Linked DNA regions of Homo sapiens: region 2 is linked to region 1. A link is an interaction called in ENCODE POLR2A ChIA-PET data of the cell type or tissue named here. Cell type or tissue: B cell. All regions are shown on one strand. Links, peaks and the distances in the headings refer to the core of each region. The heading gives the core; the rest is flanking DNA.

Region 1 (9,517 bases), core at 3,547-6,046:
TGAATCCAGGAGATTGAGTTCGTAGTGAGTGGAGATCACATCACTGCACTCCAGACTGGGCAACAGAGTAAGTCTCCGTCTCAAAACAACAACAATTCTCTTTGAAGCAATTGTGAATGGGAGTTCACTCATGATTTGGCTCTCTGTTTGTCTGTTATTGGTGTGTAAGAATGCTTGTGATTTTTGTACATTGATTTTGTATCCTGAGACTTTGCTGAAGTTGCTTATCAGCTTAAGGAGATTTTGGGCTGAGACAATGGGGTTTTCTAGATATACAATCATGTCATCTGCAAACAGGGACAATTTGACTTCCTCTTTTCCTAACTGAATACCCTTTATTTCCTTCTCCTGCCTAATTGCCCTGGCCAGAACTTCCAACACTATGTTGAATAGGAGTGGTGAGAGAGGGCATCCCTGTCTTATGCCAGTTTTCAAAGGGAATGCTTCCAGTTTTTGCCCATTCAGTATGATATTGGCTGTGGGTTTGTCATAGATAGCTCTTATTATTTTGAGATACGTCCCATCAATACCTAATTTATTGAGAGTTTTTAGCATGAAGGGTTGTTGAATTTTGTCAAAGGCCTTTTCTGCATCTATTGAGATAATCATGTGGTTTTTGTCTTTGGTTCTGTTTATATGCTGGATTACATTTATTGATTTGTGTATATTGAACCAGCCTTGCATCCCAGGGATGAAGCCCACTTGATCATGGTGGATAAGCTTTTGGATGTGCTGCTGGATTCGGTTTGCCAGTATTTTATTGAGGATTTTTGCATCGATGTTCATCAAGGATATTGGTCTAAAATTCTCTTTTTTGGTTGTGTCTCTGCCCGGCTTTGGTATCAGGATGATGCTGGCCTCATAAAATGAGTTAGGGAGGATTCCCTCCTTTTCTGTTGATTGGAATAGTTTCAGAAGGAATGGTACCAGTTCCTCCTTGTACCTCTGGTAGAATTCAGCTGTGAATCCATCTGGTACTGGACTCTTTTTGGTTGGTAAGCTATTGATTATTGCCACAATTTCAGAGCCTGTTATTGGTCTATTCAGAGATTCAACTTCTTCCTGGTTTAGTCTTGGGAGGGTGTATGTGTCGAGGAATTTATCCATTTCTTCTAGATTTTCTAGTTTATTTGCGTAGAGGTGTTTGTAGTATTCTCTGATGGTAGTTTGTATTTCTGTGGGATCGGTGGTGATATCCCCTTTATCATTTTTTATTGCGTCTATTTGATTCTTCTCTCTTTTTTTCTTTATTAGTCTTGCTAGCGGTCTATCAATTTTGTTGATCCTTTCAAAAAACCAGCTCCTGGATTCATTAATTTTTGAAGGGTTTTTTGTGTCTCTATTTCCTTCAGTTCTGCTCTGATTTTAGTTATTTCTTGCCTTCTGCTAGCTTTTGAATGTGTTTGCTCTTGCTTTTCTAGTTCTTTTAATTGTGATGTTAGGGTGTCAATTTTGGATCTTCCCTGCTTTCTCTTGTGGGCATTTAGTGCTATAAATTTCCCTCTACACACTGCTTTGAATGCGTCCCAGAGATTCTGGTATGTTGTGTCTTTGTTCTCGTTGGTTTCAAAGAACATCTTTATTTCTGCCTTCATTTTGTTATGTACCCAGTAGTCATTCAGGAGCAGGTTGTTCAGTTTCCATGTAGTTGAGTGGTTTTGAGTGAGATTCTTAATCCTGAGTTCTAGTTTGATTGCAATGTGGTCTGAGAGACAGTTTGTTATAATGTCTGATCTTTTACATTTGCTGAGGAGAGCTTTACTTCCAACTATGTGGTCAATTTTGGAATAGGTGTGGTGTGGTGCTGAAAAAAATGTATATTCTGTTGATTTGGGGTGGAGAGTTCTGTAGATGTCTATTAGGTCCGCTTGGTGCAGAGGTGAGTTCAATTCCTGGGTATCCTTGTTAACTTTCTATCTTGTTGATCTGTCTAATGTTGACAGTGGGGTGTTAAAGTCTCCCATTATTATTGTGTGGGAGTCTAAGTCTCTTTGTAGGTCACTCAGGACTTGCTTTATGAATCTGGGTGCTCCTGTATTGGGTGCATATATATTTAGGATAGTTAGCTCTTCTTGTTGAATTGATCCCTTTACCATTATGTAATGGCCTTCTTTGTCTCTTTTGATCTTTGTTGGTTTAAAGTCTGTTTTATCAGAGACTAGGATTGCAACCCCTGCCTTTTTTTGTTTTCCATTTGCTTGGTAGATCTTCCTCCATCCTTTTATTTTGAGCCTATGTGTGTCTCTGCACGTGAGATGGGTTTCCTGAATACAGCACACTGATGGGTCTTGACTCTTTATACCTAGGAATCCAACTTACACGGGACGTGAAGGACCTCTTCAAGGAGAACTACAAACCACTGCTCAATGAAATAAAAGAGGATACAAACAAATAGAAGAACATTCCATGCTCATGGGTAGGAAGAATCAATATCGTGAAAATGGCCATACTGCCCAAGGTAATTTATAGATTCAATGCCATCCCCATCAAGCTACCAATGACTTTCTTCACAGAATTGGAAAAAACTACTTTAAAGTTCATATGGAACCAAAAAAGGGCCCGCATCACCAAGTCAATCCTAAGCCAAAAGAACAAAGCTGGAGGCATCACGCTACCTGACTTCAAACTATACTATAAGGCTACAGTAACCGAAACAGCATGGTACCAAACAGAGATATAGATCAATGGAACAGAACAGAGCCCTCAGAAATAACGCCGCATATCTACAACTATCTGATCTTTGACAAACCTGAGAAAAACAAGCAATGGGGAAAGGATTCTCTATTTAATAAATGGTGCTGGGAAAACTGGCTAGCCATATGTAGAAAGCTGAAACTGGATCCCTTCCTTACACCTTATACAAAAATTAATTCAAGATGGATTAAAGACTTAAACGTTAGACCTAAAACCATAAAAACCTTAGAAGAAAACCTAGGCATTACCATTCAGGACATAGGCATGGGCAAGGACTTCATGTCTAAAACACCAAAAGCAATGGCAACAAAAGCCAAAATTGACAAATGGGATCTAATTAAACTCAAGAGCTTCTGCACAGCAAAAGAAACTACCATCAGAGTGAACAGGCAACCTACAAAATGGGAGAGAATTTTCGCAACCTACTCATCTGACAAAGGGCTAATATCCAGAATCTACAGTGAACTCAAACAAATTTACAAGAAAAAAACCAACAACCCCATCAAAAAGTGGGCGAAGGACATGAACAGACACTTCTCAAAAGAAGACATTTATGCAGCCAAAAAAGACATGAAAAAATGCTCACCATCACTGGCCATCAGAGAAATGCAAATCAAAACCACAATGAGATACCATCTCACACCAGTTAGAATGGCAATCATTAAAAAGTCAAGAAACAACAGGTGCTGGAGAGGATGTGGAGAAATAGGAACACTTTTACACTGTTGGTGGGACTGTAAACTAGTTCAACCACTGTGGAAGTCAATGTGGCGATTCCTCAGGGATCTAGAACTAGAAATACCATTTGACCCAGCCATCCCATTACTGGGTATACACCCAAAGGACTATAAATCATGCTGCTATAACAACATATGCACACGTATGTTTATTGCAGCACTATTCACAATAGCAAAGAGTTGGAACCAACCCAAATGTCCAACAATGATAGACTGGATTAAGAAAATGTGGCACATATACACCATGGAATACTATGCAGCCATAAAAAATGATGAGTTCATGTCCTTTGTAGGGACATGGATGAAATTGGAAATCATCATTCTCAGTAAACTATCGCAACAACAAAAAACCAAACACTGCATATTCTCGCTCATAGGTGGGAACTGAACAATGAGAACACATGGACACAGGAAGGGGAACATCACACTCTGGGGACTGTTGTGGGGTGGGAGGAGGGGGGAGGGATAGCTTTAGGAGATATACCTAATGCTAAATGATGAGTTAATGGGTGCAGCACACCAGCATGGCACATGTATACATATGTAACTAACCTGCACATTGTGCACATGTACCCTAAAATTTAAAGTATAATAATAATAAAAGAAAAAAAAAAGAAAAAAAACAACAACAACAACAATGAGAAAAAAAACTACTGGGGAATTTGGACTACCAAAAAATAAAACCAGGCTGGGCGTGGTGGCTCATGCCTGTAATCCTAGCACTTTGGGAGGCCGAGGTGGGTGGACTGCTTGAGCTCAGAAGTTCAAGACCAGACTGGACAACTTGGTGAAACCTCGTCTCCACTAAAAATACAAAAATTAGCTTGGTGTGGTGGCACACACCTGTAATCCTAGAGACTCGGGAGGTTGAGGCCTGAGAATCACTTTAACTTGGGAGGCGGAGGTTGCAGTGATCTGAGATCCACTACTGCACTCCAGCCTGGGCTGGAGTGAGAGTCTGTCTCAAAAAAATAAATAAGTAAAACAAACCAGGGAGGAAAGTAATCAAATGCTGAAACTTCAAATGAAACAAAAACACAATTAAAAGGAGCATTTGTCTTTTCTAAGAATCTGTATGCTAAATGTAATGCTAATTAAAGAGACTAAGATTTACTGGGGTGGAGAAATCATATTGAAATTCAATATTTTATTAGTATTAGGCATATTCCATATTAAAATTGTAAAAACTGTATCCCTTCTTCACAACTTACATTCCAAGTTCTCATTATCTTTTTATCCACTAACAGGCCAAGGATTTCTCAATCCATTGGCTGGAAAGTCAGGGTTATCGTGCATTTATATGAAAGAAAATCTAATTATAATAATATATCACCTATATTCATCTGATACCTTTCACTGAGGAACATAAAACTCTTTAGTGATTCTATCTTTCTCCTCAGAGCATTTCTAAGCAGTAAGACAATGAAGGGTCTGGAAAGTGAGTGGTTTGCCTACTTTCATTTAGAAAATCAGAATTAAGACACAGGAATCCCAACAGATCAGTGCTCTTGTTGCCTTCCTACATACACACACTTTTAGAAAACAGGTGCCACTTTTAGGCAGGGCACGGTGGCTGATGCCTGTAATCCCAGCACTTTGGGAGGCTGAAGCAGGAGGATCACTTGAGTCCAGGAGTTCACCAGCCTGGGCAACAGTGGGACCTTGTCTCTACAAAAAATAAACAAAATTAGCTGGGTGTGGCAGCACGGGCCTGTAGTCCCAGCTACTTCCGAGGCTGAGATGGGAGGATTGCTCGGGCCTGGGAGGTTCAGGCTGCAGTGAGCTGAGATCATGCCACTGTGCTCCAGCATGGGCAACAGAGCAAGACCCTATCTGAAAAAAAAAAAAAAAAAAAGAAAGGAAAGAAGAGAAAAGAAGAGAAGAGAAAGAAAAGAAGAAAAGAAAAGCCAAGCCAAGCCAAGCCAAGCCAAGTCAAGTCAAGCCAAGCCACTTTCTGTAAGTTATGGCTAAAGTGTCCATGTTCAAAGAACCCCAAACTGGATGGATCCAAACTATTTAGGAGGTTTCCTCTTGGTAATTATGCCCACAGTCCCGGCAAAGAAGAGTTAACAAATACTTGAATTTATACCAATGGCATTTCTTTTTTTTTTTTTTTTTTTTGAGATGGAGTCTCGCTCTGTCCTCCAGGCTGGAGTGCAGTGGCGCGATCTTGGCTCACTGCAAGCTCAGCCTCCCGGGTTCACGCCATTCTCCTGCCTCAGCCTCTCGAGTAGCTGGGACTACAGGTGCCCGCCACCACACCCAGCTAATTTTTTGTATTTTTAGTAGAGACGGGGTTTCACTGTGTTAGCCAGGATGGTCTCGATCTCCTGACCTTGTGATCTGCCCACCTTGGCATCCTAAAGTGCTGGAATTACAGACGTGAGCCATCGCGCCCAGCCACCAATGGCATTTCTATGGTGCTCTGAGATACAAAGCATTTATAAGTTGTCTCGTCTGTTCTTCCCAAGAACTCTGAGTAGTCAGCTAGATAGTTATATTTACTTATTTCTATTTCGAGGAGAAGATTGAGCTGCAAAAGGTCATAGACCCCAAATCACAGAGTTTCTAATTGCTAAAAGAAGGATTTAATTCTTCTGGTTCCAAGTCCAGCGTTCAATCCACTCTACCAGGAAGCTTGTAAGCAGAAGTCTGTAAAGATTAACTGTTTGCTAATTTTTATAAAGTCTAGGTTGTATTAATAAATGGCAACACTTGAAACTGTTGACTTATTTTAGGTCTCTTCCTGCAAAAAAATCACACGCACTTGGGGACATTCAAGCATGCTTACATTTATGAACTATAATAACTGTCATAATAAGAGCAAAATGTCTTTAACAATTGAGTCTCAAAAGAATGATGGTGGTGGTAATGTCTCTGGGGTTGTCACAATGATTGAGAATTCACTGACATTCAGTGGTGGGAAAAATAAGAATGCCAAACATCCTACGACCCACAGTTGTGGGAACCTTCGAGTCCTGCACAATTAAGAAATGACTAGCTTCCCACATGATTTTCAACATTCATGTGAGTGAAAACATTCTGCCCAGGGATAGAATGAGGTTTTGTAGGGCCTACAGCTTAAAAAAGAGTCCTCTATAAGAAAAAGCATACAAAATTACAATTACAAAATTAGCTTTAGGGTTTAAAAATATCAAATATATAGGAATACATCTAAAGAAAAGTACAGAATACTTATATGCTAAAATATGCAAAACCATGACCTAAATAAATAAAGGGACATATGTCTATGAATTAAAAGATTCAATTTTAAAGATTTCAATTATCTGCACATCAATCCATAGAGATCAATGCAATCCTGAATAAAATTTCTCCCCCAAGAGAAGTTTTTAAGGAAACTGAAAAGCTGATTCTAAAATTCCTAAGGAAACACAAAAGGCAAAGACTACCTTAAGGCAATTATGAAGAAGCACAAAGCGGGAAGACACACTACGTAACAGGCCTATTATAAAGATACAGTCACGGAGACAGGGCGGCATTGATGCAAGGATGGACAGACTGACCGATGGTACAGAACAGAAAGCCTAAAATTAGAACTGCATGTAAAATATCATGGGACTTATGATCAAGGTGATAATGCAGTGCAGTGGGAAAAGGATGACCTTGTAAATAAATGGTACAGGGTTGAGTATCCGTATCAGGGGAAATGTGTCTTAATCCATACCTCACATCACATACAAATATCAATTTCAGATGGACTGGAACTCTAAATGTCGAAGGCAAACAATAAAACTTTTAGAAGAAAACAGTAGAGGACATCTTCATGATCTTAGAGTAGGCAAAGATTTCTTAAATAGAAAATAAAAGGTACTAAACAAAGGAAAAAATTGATAAATTGAATTATAAGATTAAGAATTTCTGTTCATTGAAAGACACCACTGAAAGAGTAAAAAGGTTGCTTGATATCGTCATAAAAATAAATAAATAAATAAATAAATATAAAGAGTAAAAAAGGAACACACAGAGTATGAGAAGATATTTTTGAGAAAAACAACTCCTAAAGGTAAATAAGAAACAGAGAGACAACCAAAATAGATAAATGTGCAATCAACCTGAACAGACAGTTCATAAAAGAGGATACACACACGGCCAACAAATACATGAAAAGGTGCTCAACATCATTGGGGAAATGCAAATTAAAGCCATAGGAGAAATCATTTTACTCCAGCCCAATTCTTTGCCTTGAAAAAGGCAAAAAAAAACCAAAAAACAATTGTTGGTGGAGATGTGCAGCAACAGGAACTTTCATATATTGCTCAGCTGAATATACTGTCCATATACCCCACAGCCCGGCAATCTGACTCCCAGGTATATACTGCAGAGAAATGAGTGCTTTGGTCTACCAACAGACATGTACAAGAATGCCCACAGTAGCACTATTCAGCATAGCCCAAACTGGAAATCTCCCATATAGCCATCAACAGCGGACTGTACACAAACTACGATATACTCACACCATGGAATACAGTACTACATAGCAACAAGATTACATTCACTACAACTCCATGCAACAAGGTGGATGCATCACATAAACATAATGTTGAGCAGCAGAAGTTAGATACAAGTGTTCTTGGCTGGCTCATGCCTGCAATCCCAGCACTGTGGGAGGCCAAGGCAGGTGGATCACCTAAGGTCAGGCATTCAAGACCAGCCTGGCCAACATGGTGAAACCCTTCCTCTACTAAAAGTACAAAAAATTAGCGGGGCATGGTAGCGCATGCCTGTAATCCCAGCTACAGGGGAATGCTGAGGCAGGAGAATCACTTGAACCTGGGAGGCGGAGGTTGCAGTGAGCAGAGATCGTGCCATTGCACTCCAGCCTAGGCGACAGAGCAAGACTCTGTCTCAAAAAAAAAAACAAAAAAAAAAAACAAGTGTTCTTTTGTACTTCATCCACTGTGTGAAGTACAAAAGCAGGCAAAACTAATGCGTGCTGCTGGAAATTAGGAAACTAGCTATCGTTGGTGGAGTGGGAGGGGTGGTATTAGAAGGGGGCATGGTAATGTTCTGGGGCGTTGGTAATGTTGTTTCTTGATGTGAGTGCTGCTTATATGTTCAGTTTATGAAAATTTATCAAGTTAGGCTTATGATATATGTCCTTTTCTGAGTGTACATGACATTCCAAACAAAAGGTTTTTTGTTTATTTCCATGACACAGCCTCAGAAGGCCCTGAAAACGTGCTCAAAAGGTGTTTGGGGCCGGCCCCACGCCTGTAATCCCAGCACTTTGGGAGGCAGAGGTGGGTGGATCACTTGAAGTCAGGAGTTCGAGATCAGCCTGACCAACTTGGTGAAACCCCATTTCTACAAAAAAATTAAAACACTGGCCAGGCATGGTGGTGTGTGCCTGTAATCCCAGCTACTCAGGAGGCTGAGGCACGAGAATCACTTGAGCCTGGGAGGCGGAGGTTGCCATGAGCTGAGATCACACTACTACACTCCAGCCTGGCGGACAGAATGAGACCCTGTCTCAAGGGAAAAGAAAAAAGGTGTTTTTGCTTTTGTTTTTCTAATTAGGGCCCTGGAAGTAGCCTGTGCATGTACAGGGCCCTAAAACTTAAAAGCTTCATCAGGTTCATAACAAATCGGCCTTTGGCCCTGCCAGACACATCATCTAAGTAAAAAGCAGTTTATAACTATCTCAGCCTAGACCTAAAGAGATCTTACAGGCCGGGCGCGGTGGCTCACGCCTGTAATCCCAGCACTTTGGGAGGCCGAGGCGGGTGGATCACGAGGTCAGGAGATCGAGACCATCCTGGCTAACACAGTGAAACCCCGTCTCTACTAAAAATACAAAAAATTAGCCGGGCGAGGTAGCGGGCGCCTGTAGTCCCAGCTACTCGGGAGGCTGAGGCAGGAGAATGGCGTGAACCCCGGGGGGCGGAGCCTGCAGTGAGCCGAGATCGCGCCACTGCACTCCAGCCTGGGCGACAGAGCGAGACTCCGTCTCAAAAAAAAAAAAAAAAAAAAAGAAATCATAAGCATTTTTTCACCACTAAATATACACTAAATTTTCCAGGAATGTAACCACTATGTAAATAAGGGAAAGATTATACTTTGTTTTG
Region 2 (2,500 bases), core at 1-2,500, 1.7 Mb after region 1:
GACAATGAGAGAGTTGTGGAGGAGGCAAAGGGCTGGGGGCACAGCAGGCAGTACAAGCCCCAGCCAGAGGCTGATGGTGAGCAGGGGAGAGGCGGCAGAGGCTGGCTGGGCCAGGCTGTCCGGAAGGGGCACAGGGCAGAATGGGACTAATGGCGCCCTGTGGAGGGGAGGGCTGGGACAGTGAGAGCGCAGGGCGACATGGGTGTAGATGTGGGGGCTGGCGGCAGGTAGGAGGAGATAGTGGCAGGGAGGATGGTGCAAAATGGTGGCTGGGGTCAGAGGACAAGGATAAATGAGACTGGGGAAGAGGTGGGGCAGCTGGCTGGGAGCTGGGATAGAAAAAGGCCACAGGATGATCCAAAAGGAGCAGGAGGGGGCAGTACATGGGCAGGGATGGGCACCCGGGCCACCACCCACCTGCAGGCGGCTGCTGTGCTCCTGCGCCCGCTGGCTCTGCAGCAGCAGCTCCTGGGCACGGCCCTGCAGGCTCCCCAGCTGCCCCTCCAGGTGCTGCAGCTGCCCCTGCAAAGCTGCCTTCTCTGCCACCAGCATCGCATTCTGCCCAGAAGTGGGGGTTAGCAATAGCCAGGTGGCGGGGGCACCCCCTAGTGCCTACCACAGGCCCACACTCACACTGCATGGGGCACCCCCACCCCCGGGCCCACTGTGAGTCCACACTCACACTGCACGGGATACCCCCCAGCCCAGGGTCCACCGTGGACCCACACTCACACTGCACGGGGCACCTCCCCAGGGCCCACTGTGGGCCCACACTCACACTGCGCTCCACCTCAATAAGCCGCACATTCTGGGTCTCCACCAGCTGAGGCTCCGCACGCTTTTTGGGCCCCAGCCCCGCGGGGCCCTGGCGCAGCTGCAAGGAGAGTCCCTGGGAGGTCATGCGGGACAGCCGCAGTGCCTTGGGGATGCCTCAAGGACCTGCGCTTATGGACCTGCCCTGCCAGCAGCATTTAGCCTAGTCCACCCCGCCCCAATCCCATGCCTTCCCTTGGATCCCACAAGTCCCTGCTCCTGGTTCCTGAAGCTCCACCGTCACCACCCTGCCCTTCTCAACTTCTGTCTCTCTGCGGCAGAGCCTTCTGCTCATAACACTTCTCCATCCCACTACTCCTCTAAGACTATTTGGTTTTTTGTTTTTGTTTTGAGACAGAGTCTCACTCTGCCACCCAGCCAGGAGTGCAGAGGTGTGATCTGGGCTCACTGCAACCTCTGCCTCCCGGGTTCAAGCAATTCTCCTGCCTTAGCCTCCCGAGTAGCTGGGATTACAGATGTGGGCCACCACGCCTGGCTAATTTTTAGGGTTTTTTTTGTTTTTTTGGGTTTTTTTGAGACGGAGTCACACTCTGTCACCCGGGCTGGAGTGCAGTGGTGTGATCTCGGCTCACTGCAACCTCCTCCTCCCAGGTTCAAGCAATTCCCCTGCCTCGGCCTCCTGAGTAGCTGGGACTACAGGCGCCCACTACCATGCCCAGCTAACAGCTAATTTTTGTTGTTGTTGTTGTATTTTTAGTAGAGATGGGGTTTCACGGTGTTCATCAGGATGCTCTCGATCTCCTGACCTCATGATCCATCTGCCTCGGCCTCCCAAAGTGCTGGGATTACAGGCGTGAGCCACCACGCCCGGCCTGATTTTTGTATTTTTAGTAGAGATGGGGTTTCACCATATTGGTCATGCTGGTCTCGAACTCCTGACCTCAGGTGATCCACCTGCCTTGGCCTCCCAAAGTGCTGGGATTACAGGCATGAGCTGCTGTGTGGGGCCTTCTCTAAGCCTCTGTTTCAACCCCACCTTCTCCACAAAACCTTCCCTGATAGACTCGCATGCACCTGCTGGGTATCTTGCTGGGTACCACCCTCCCAAGCCCCTGCATGGCCTCCTCACAGCCCCTGGCACCTAGTTATTGTCACCTGTTTTCTTGCCTCTATCCTGACTGTCCTGTGAGCTCCCTGAGGATGGCAGCCTGGGATTGGGCCCCACCACCACCCCACCCTCCGTGTGGAGCCCGCACACAGCCTGGGTATCAGAAACCATCGCTGGCTTCCTTGATGCCAAACACTGAGCTCCCTAGGCAGTGGAGGACCTCGGGTGAGACAGGCGGAGCAGTCATCCACAGCAGAAGTTCTGTCCATGTGCAGAATGGGGAAAATGAGACCCCAGATAAGTCAACACGGCCACCTGACTCCCAGCACAGTGCTCTCTCCAACAGGCCCCACATGGGGAGTGAGGCAAGTAGCTAGCCAAGAATCCAGAGGCAAGACTAGGAGGACAGATGACCCTGGCATCTGCTCATGGGATGGAGGGCAGGGTGGCATGGCCCCCAGCTCCCAGGCGGGCAGGCATCACCTGGAACAGCTCCTCTTCCAGCTGCAGGGCCCTGGTCTTGAGCTCCATCAGCGCCTCCTCCTTGCTGGTCGCCGCCGCCTGCAGCTCAGCTTCCAGCCGCTGCTCCAAGCCCTGGTACCTGCCAGGAGAATCCTT

Evidence for each region. ChIA-PET counts read pairs that join two places held together with the same protein. Peaks named below come from ENCODE experiments on the same cell type or tissue, not always from the same donor. Only the 100,000 strongest peaks of a DNase experiment are listed, where the experiment ranks them.
Region 2: POLR2A ChIA-PET joins it to region 1 with 5 read pairs; 1 of 35 experiments calls an interaction of 5 or more read pairs at or near these places.

Annotation. Positions count from the first base shown.
Region 1 is chr11:66,086,041-66,095,557 of GRCh38, reverse strand. All of the region lies in intron 1 of PACS1 (phosphofurin acidic cluster sorting protein 1), which reads right to left. Among named protein-coding and RNA genes, the nearest start is that of PACS1, 21 kb to the right of the region's middle. In B cell, for the core only: no CTCF peak of the experiment used is centred there; no DNase peak of the experiment used is centred there; H3K27ac peaks cover 548 bases.
Region 2 is chr11:64,349,534-64,352,033 of GRCh38, reverse strand. CCDC88B (coiled-coil domain containing 88B) reads right to left here. Exons shown (of 27, transcript NM_032251.6): 16 at 2,366-2,483; 17 at 779-874; 18 at 418-558. Among named protein-coding and RNA genes, the nearest start is that of RPS6KA4, 8.4 kb to the left of the region's middle. In B cell, for the core only: no CTCF peak of the experiment used is centred there; a DNase peak (open chromatin) is centred at 973.